Linked DNA regions of Homo sapiens: region 2 is linked to region 1. The links are chromatin contacts, found by Hi-C or POLR2A ChIA-PET in ENCODE. All regions are on one chromosome and are shown on one strand. Each heading gives the region's core, a stretch centred on a gene start or an enhancer-like site at or near the end of the contact. The rest is flanking DNA. Distances are from core to core; before and after follow the strand shown. Region 1 overlaps LCP1 (lymphocyte cytosolic protein 1). Region 2 overlaps RUBCNL (rubicon like autophagy enhancer).

Region 1 (4,040 bases), core at 938-3,437:
GTAAAGCCCGGACACACAGCTTAGGCACAAAAGCCCAGCTTCCCATCTGCTGTGTGGGTGGGTGGCTCCTCTGCAGGTCAAAGCGTGATCATGCCAAATCGACGGCCAGCTTCTCTGTCACAGCAGCCTAACTGAGGAAGTTGGCTGCAGCAGAACTCCTCTGCATCCCCGCAGTGCACCCCCACTTCTTCCCAAGTAAGGCCCCGCCAAGCTGGAGAGGAGATCTCGGGCGCTGCTCACCCCAAAGATTCCTCCTCGAATCAGTCTGGACATTGTTTTGCACCAATCCCCAAGTCTGACTTTGGTTTATGATCGGGTTTGTTGGGGCTCAGAAAAAAATGAAACCCCAAAGTGTGGCACTTTGGTGTGCAGAGTACTTTGAACTAAAGGAGACTGGAAAGCCTCCAAGGAAACCTCAGAAACAAGGTCTCCCTCTCCGATCTTCTCCTGCCCTCCTGTCTCCTCCTCTTCTTTCTCCCCTGAAGCAACTCGCAGAAAGCAGAATTCCTCTTTCTCAAGGAGGGTCATAGAAACTAGAACCCCTTTCCCCCAAAGCAAGCCATAAAACCCTAGAAAAATTACTCTAACCTTCCCCTGCCTTTCTGTGTAGACAGTGACGGTAAAGAAATTCTCTGACCTACCTTGCCTGATAGTAGGTAATAAGACCCTCATTCCAGGGGGGTCCTGCCCTGATCCCTGGAGGAAAAAATGCTACAGACTGCAGCCAAGAAGAATCGGAACACACAGGCCTTGCTGGGCTTCCCCTTCCATTTATTAGCCTTAGATCACAGCCTTTTGCCCAATCACATTTCTGCCTGGCCGTTCATTCTGCATTAAATCTAAGCATAAAAATGAACAGTTTTCCTTGGATCTTTGGGTTTTCATTTCTAAAAGCTCCCATGTCATGTAAAACTTTGATGAAAGAAATATGTTACCCTTTTCTCTTGTTACCCATCTTTTGTCATAGTATTGGCCGTGACTCTTATGATAGGTGAGGAAAGGTATCACACCTCTTCACTCCTACAAGTTCAGTGTATTTCTGAGTTTGGCTCTCAGCTTTAATTTTATTCCCTGCTTTGCCTAACGGAAATTTATTCTTCAGTTTTTAGCTAAACTATTTCTCCTCAGACTGTTTCCTGTCATAAACTCATGTCTCACCCTGCCCTTCTTTTTATCACTCGTCACATCTGTTATTTTAATTGTTTAACTTCCGTCTTTCCTAAGACAGGCATCAGCTGAGCACAGTGCCTGTTTAGTTCATAGGCACATTCCTAAAACCTTGCACTGTGCCTTGCACATACTAGGCACTCGAACGTGTTGGAGGAATGAATGAATGAACGATTTATAGCACACTGTCAGCAAACTTTCAAAATGAAACATCCAGAGACACCTAATATAGGGAACATTTTATTTGGAAAGATTTTGAGCATCATTCTCTTTTCATTTTTTATTAAGGCAGTAACATTCTTTCTTCCTGGAGGCGGAGGGGGGAAATCATCTGAGGCTACAGTAAGTTCAATCTGAAGTCAAAACCAACCAATTTGTATTCAGAAGCAGCAAAAATACTGGTTATGGGCTGGGAGGAGCCACATGTTGGCTTTCTGAGTCCACTGCCAAGGAACAGATCCAGAGCAATGCATTTCAATTGCTTTGAAAAATGGCTAAGTTCCATTACATACCACCACTAAAGAAGATACCTCATTGATGGAGCTTTTCACCATGATAGAGGGCGTCTTGCATTGGTTCACAATGGCCTGTTGCTTTTTAGCCTTCAGTTGGTTTAGGGGGAAATTGCTCAACCTATGAGACCTGCTCAAATTCATACTGTTCTGGTTTTGCTTTGGAATTCTTTGTCCAGTAAATTAGCTCTTCATAACGCAGTTCCACCATTTCTTATCCAGCATAGATTCATTCTGCCCTTGACAGCTGGCTAGGTGTGTGTGTATGTGAGTAGGGGTGCTATTGATTGGCACATATTGTCCCCCCTGGAGTTTAGGGGTGGCAGAAAGCTTTTATAGTACCAAAAAAGTAAACATTGATAATATGGCCTGACAACAATCAGATATGCTAAGCTCTAGAAGCAAAAGCAAGGTAGGATTGCCTCCAAATGTTGACAGGTATTAGCCATACCACAGTAACTAGATCTAATGTGAGGGCTAAATGCCTGGAGAGGCAGAACCCTAAAGGATGCTTAGTTATAGCTCCATGCTGCCGCCGAGTGGCTTGATGCTCCATTACACCCTCCTTGGATCCAACCTTCCATTAAGGCTGAAGGCTCTAGAGGGCAGAGTATTCAAGATGTTAGATCTGGTCCAAGCCCAAATTCTAGAGTTAAAAGCAGAGGGGTTCTTAGTGGCTGAAAAAAAACAAAACCTGATGACATTTGGGACTCCAGTTTTGAGGAAAGGCTCTGATGATGAGGCTTACTTCTGCAGGCTACCAGAGACTCCTGAGACTTCAACAGCTTGACTGATTTATCACACACTCCAAGTGGCCCAGAGACAAGGACGGCCAGAAGAGATGGGCCCCCCCGGAAGGCATGGTTCCAAAAGTGTGAGGAGCAAAGTCAAGGGAGGCAGGGTAGGAAGAGGGGACAGAAAGAGGGGCTTGCAACAGATCAAATGCTGACCTCCAGGAACAGGGTTTAGGGCAGGTGTGATGTTTCCCCTCCTGGCCCTCATCTTGAACAAAGAAAAGGGAAGCCACATGAAGCTGGTTTGAAAGATTATATCAAAATTAATACCACTGCAGCTTCTATCCTTGGCTAATGGCAAAAGCGAGAAGGGTACCTGGAAAATAACTTCTTTCTTTTCCTCTAGATTTTCGAAGAAGCAAATAAATCAAGAATAGAAACCTATATATAGGAGGTTGGGCCTCCTGCAAAGAATGAAGCACTTTTTGTTAAATACAGGAGAGGCTACTTGGCTGCACTAATATGTGCTTTTTGGAATCTTATAGAGTGTCACCAAGTTGAACTTTGGAATGGCTTGAATCATCCCTGGAGCATCTGTGCCGGGCAGTCAGGAGTGAGTGCACCGCCTCCCACCCAGCCCCATTGGGCCTCACACCCTCTTCATTCCTTTCCCCATGAGGCAGGCAAACACGGTCATGACCATTTTGGGGTTCACTTCAACCAGGTCTTCTGGCAGGGCATACACTCTTGCTCCAATTTTTCGGGCCATAGAGATGGCATATCTAAAAGGGAGAAAAGAGGAAAAATAAGGAGAGCCTGAGAAACACAACACGAATGGGACCCTGGAGGGTCACAGTCACAGTCGTTCCATAGTCAGGACAGAACTCACTCCTGCAGTGGCTGGAGTCAGTCACCAGCATCCTCACACTTTTGTGGACAAATTTTGGCTCAACCAAAGATTCTGACAAAGCATCAGACTTGCTGGCTAGTCTCGTGATCATTATCAAGTGTATTATTTGTCCTTGGAGACCTCTTCAGCTCCTGCCTTTTTTTTAAGTTAAGTTTTTTTTTTTTTTTTTGTAGAGACAGGGGTCTCACTATGTTGCCCAGGCTGGGCTTGAACTCCTGGCCTCAAGAGAAGCTCTTGCCTCAGCCTCCCAAAGCACTGGGATTACAGGTGTGAGCCACTACAGCACGTGCTGCCACTTTTGATACTCACACCAGGAGTATTCTCTTGGGCTACATAGCAGCATAGCAGAAAGAGTCACAGAACTGAATAAACATGTGTGCTAGGAAAAGTTTGCAGACTACATTTCAACTACAGTAACATTTTGACAAGGAACAAAAGAGGAAAAATGTATAATATCCTGACCTTGGCCAGGCGCGGTGGCTCACGCCTGTAATCCCAACACTTCGGGTGGCCGAGGCGGGTGGATCACAAGGTCAGGAGATCGAGACCATCCTGGCCAACATGGTGAAACCCCATCTCTACTAAAAATACAAAAAATTAGCCAGGCGTGGTGGCGTGCGCCTGTAGTCCCAGCTACTCAGGAGGCTGAGGCAGGAGAATCGCTTGAACCCGGGAGGCGGAGGCTGCAGTGAGCCAAGATCGTGCCACTGTAGTCCA
Region 2 (4,040 bases), core at 937-3,436, 210 kb after region 1:
TGGAGCCTTTAGGTGGTGATTAGGTCATGAGGGTGAGGCCCTCACAAAGGGAATTAGTGCCCTTGTAAAACAGACCCCAGGGGGTTCTCTCTCTCTCTCTTTTCCTTTTTCTTTTTTTGGGGGCAGGGAGGGGGGACCAAGTCTCACTCTGTTGTCAGGCTGGAGTACAGTGGCGTGATCTCAGCTCACCGCAACCTTCAACTCCCTGGTTCAAGCGATTCTTCTGCCTCAGCCTCCCGAGTAGCTGGGATTACAGGCACTTGCGACCACACCTAATTTTTGTATTTTTAGTAAAGACTGGGTTTCACCATGTTGGCCAGGATGGTCTCAATCTCCTGACCTCGTGATATGCCTGTCTCAGCCTGAGGCATATATCTCAACTTTGGGAGTGCTGGGATTACAAGTGTGAGCCACCGTGCCTGGTCCGCTCTCTCTCCTTTCTACCATGTAAGGATACAGTGAGATAGTGCCATCTATGAACCAGGAAGTGGTCCCTCAATAGACATCAAATCTGCTGTTGTCTTGATCTTGGACTTCCTAGCCTCCAGAACTGTTAGCAGTAAGTTTCTGTTGTTTATTATCCACCTAGCGTAAGGTATTTTATTATAGCAGCCTAAACAGACTACGACAGTGACAAACCTGTTCCCTCAGTACTCATCCCCTGGACAACAGGTATCAGGACATCTTATGTTAGTCAGAGTAGGGTGGGTTACACTGTAGGAACCAGCCCCACAAAAATCTCAGGAACTGAACAAAATAAAGGTTTATTCTTGCTTGTAAAAAGTCCAATGCAGGCACCGCACTCCTGAGTAGTTCTATTTCAAACAATCACTCAGGGAGCTGGGTAGGGCCCTCAGGAATGTGGACCTTCAGGGGCTGCAGGAGCAAAGGGAGAATAAAGTCTCTCTCATAGCTTCCAAGAGACTTTCAAGGGCAGATAGAAAGGATCAAAGGCTGCCAAAAGTTCAGAGAGCTGTCCCCAGTAGAATAATGAGGTAAATGCAGATATCAGAGTGTAAGGAGAAGGGAGCATGTGTGTGCACGTGCAGTACGCTGAAGAATGGGCAAGATCGGGAGGGAGATGAAAAGGGGAAGCGCCCACCACTCCCATCTGCAGAGCCCATGCAAGAGTACAAATACAGGTCCACATGCCATATATCCAAGTATTTAAAATTTGAAATATGTTTTATCTTCCTACCATGGTGAATATCCCTTCATCAGGACCCGAGAAAGCAGGTTTGAATTTTGAAATCTTTGACTCCTCACTGCTCTGCTCTGGAGCATGGTGGCTCAGGTATAGCTAGCATTGGGCCAACCCCTGCCCCTCTCTCTTCCCACTTTGGCTCCATCCTACAAGCAGCTGCCCCTTGGCTGCCTCTTGGTCTTAGCAGCGCAGTTCACTTTCAGGAGGCTGGACCAGGGGAAAGACCTGAGCAGCCCTAAAAGTGGGGTTGAGACCACAGGGCAGGGGATTCTGTCTGGGGCTCCATTTGATCTAACAGGAGGGGTGGGGGCTTTGGGTGCGCTTGCCCTTTGTCTCCTCACCAATGGGGATGTACGTAGCCCGAGGAAGGCCAGAGCAGGGCCTCTTTCCAGGATGAAAGGGCAGTCCTGATCCCAGGCAAGGGATGCAAGAAGAACAAGACCATGGAGGCAGGAACACGGCAGGACTAGAAAAGAGGGGGCAGCCCTGGGGAGAAAGAAGCCTGGAAGCACAAGCAGAGGCCAGAAAATGTTCAAGGAAGGGCTGGGCGCGGTGGCTCACACCTGTAATCCAAGCACTTTGGGAGGCCGAGGCGGGTAGATCACTTCTGAGACCAGCCTGGCCAACATGGCGAAACCCCGTCTCTACCAAAAACAGAAAAAAATTAGCTGGGCATGGTGGCACATGCCTGTGGTCCCAGCTACTAGGGAAGCTGAGGCAGGAAAATCGCTTGAACCGGGAAGCAGAGGCTGCAGTGAACTGAGATCACGCCAACTGCACTCCAGCCTGGGCGACAGAGCGAGACCCTGTCTCAAAAAAAAAAAAAAAAGTGCAAGGAAAAATACACAATTTGCTTAACCTATGTGGTTAAGCTCTTCAATCCTCAGTCCCCTTGGCTTGGAGAGCTGCCCAGATATGCGAGGATGCAAAGGTTCTCGATTTCTCATGTTTGTGCTGAAGCTTCCCAATTGTGTCTGCAGCCTGCTACCTCAGCATTACTCATAAAAGTATTGTTTTAGTTTCTAGTGAAGTGAAAAAGGGGAACTACGGTTTTCCTTCCCATACCAGTTGAGAAATTATTTAAAGACAGAGATCCTTAAATGCTTGTTTTAAGGAAGCACGCTTCTAAAAATGACACACTTCACCCTCCTTTGGCGATGAGTTCAGGAAGGCTTCCTGCAGGTAGCATCTGACGGTGGCTAAGCCAGCCATGCAGGCTCAGACCTGGGGGCAGAAACTGAATGTCAAACCCCTTCCTGACATGTCTACCACGTTCCTTCCAGCAGGTTTGAATTCCGAAGTCTCAGACAAATGACCACACTCTGGGTGGTTTAAAACAACAGGGTCAGGCGCAGTGGCTCAGGCCTGTAATCCCAGCACTTTTGGAAGCCGAAGCAGGCAGATCACCTGAGGTCAGGGGTTAGAGACCAGCCTTGCCAACATGGTGAAAACCCGTCTCTACTAAAAATACAAAAATTATCCAGGCCTGGTGGCGTGCGCCTGCAATCCCAGCTACTCGGGAGGGTGAGACAGGAAAATCACTTGAACCCAGGTGGCGGAGGTTGAAGTGAGCTGAGATCGCACCACTGCACTATAGCCTGGGTGACAGAGCAAGACTCCATTTCAAAAAAACAAAAACAAAAACAAAACAAAACAAAAAAACCCCAGGAATTTATTCTCTCATAATTCTCAATGTCAGAAGTTTGAAATCAAGGGGTCAGCCATGTTGGGTTTTTTTTTTAAGGCTCTGAGGAAGAATCTGCCCCCTGCCTCTCTCCGGCTTCTGGGGGCTGCCAGCAATTCTTGGTGCTCCTTGGCTTGTAGATGCATCACCCCAACCTCTGCTTTTTTTCTTCCCTGCATCTTCTCTCTTCTCTCAATTTCCCTTTTCTTATAAGGACACCAGTCACTAGATCAAAACTCATCCTAATGCACTATGTCCTCATCCTAACTTAACCACCTCTGCAAAGACCCTACTTCCCAAAAGGCCACAGCACAGACACCAGCATAGACCTTTAACATATTCTTTCATGGGACACAATTCAACCCACAACAGTAGCTATTGTTCTAATCCTTGTATTACAGATTATAAACTGAGACCCAGGGAGTAACTTACCCAGAGATACAGAAAATAAGGGGTATGACTCAGTTTGTAATCTGTCTAGACCTCATTATTACCATTTGCCCTTGCTTGTACCAGGCCTTTTAGTGGGTGCTTCATTTTCATTTCTAATCCTTATCTCAACTGCAGAGAGTCATATCCCTCATTTTACAAACAGAGGCTTAGATAATTTAAATGGCTTCCCCAGTGTCTGAGTCTATTTGTGTTGCTATAAAGGAATACCTGAGGCTGGGTGATTTATAAAGAAAAGAGGTTAATTTGGCTTATGGTTCTGCGGGCTGTACAAGCATCGCACCAATATCTGCTTCTGGTTAGGACTTGTGGCTGCTTCCACTCATGGTGGAGGGGAAGGGGAGCCTGCGTGTGCAGACTCCCCTTGTATGGAAACAGAGGAGGCAAAGAGAGGGCAGGGAGGTGCCAGGCTTCATAACAACCAGCTCTCATGGGAACTAAGAGTGAGAACTCACTCATCACCACAAAGGTGCCACCAAGCTATTCTTGAGGGATCCACCCGCATGACCCAAACACCTCTTATTAGGCCTACCTTCAACACTGGGGATCAAATTTCACCATGAGGTTTGCAGGAGTCAAACAAGCCAAACTAGAGCACCAAGTCACCATGGGTAGGTAGAAAGTGGCATATTTGGGATCTAATCTGAAGTTGTGGCCAATAATTCTCACCCAGGTCAACACACCAGACATCTTTGGGATGGC

The links. A loop is a pair of places that touch in the nucleus more often than their neighbours do. ChIA-PET counts read pairs that join two places held with the same protein, here RNA polymerase II (POLR2A). Pooled maps may share reads with other maps.
Region 2: a loop to region 1 is called in a pooled map, with 2.0 times the contacts of the local background. The contact joins two enhancer-like sites. A Hi-C loop is called at or near these places in 8 of 168 maps with a recorded cell type or tissue (A673, CD4-positive, alpha-beta T cell, CD4-positive, alpha-beta memory T cell and 5 more), 1 of 37 single-sample maps with no recorded cell type and 15 of 50 pooled maps. POLR2A ChIA-PET finds 5 or more read pairs at or near these places in 5 of 52 experiments (CD4-positive, alpha-beta T cell, activated T-cell, activated naive CD4-positive, alpha-beta T cell and 1 more).

The regions. Positions count from the first base shown.
Region 1 is chr13:46,124,529-46,128,568 of GRCh38, forward strand. It overlaps LCP1 (lymphocyte cytosolic protein 1), which reads right to left. Exons shown (of 16, transcript NM_002298.5): 16 at 1,395-3,195. The coding sequence ends at 3,063. Among named protein-coding and RNA genes, the nearest start is that of CPB2, 22 kb to the left of the region's middle. RefSeq lists an enhancer at 923-1,032. Within about 2 kb of position 2,188, at least 7 of the 41 ENCODE cell types and tissues checked have a DNase peak (open chromatin) inside an H3K27ac peak, as active enhancers do.
Region 2 is chr13:46,337,030-46,341,069 of GRCh38, forward strand. It overlaps RUBCNL (rubicon like autophagy enhancer), which reads right to left. Exons shown (of 15, transcript NM_025113.5): 15 at 1-4,040. Among named protein-coding and RNA genes, the nearest start is that of LINC00563, 41 kb to the left of the region's middle. RefSeq lists an enhancer at 2,083-2,162. Within about 2 kb of position 2,187, at least 2 of the 41 ENCODE cell types and tissues checked have a DNase peak (open chromatin) inside an H3K27ac peak, as active enhancers do.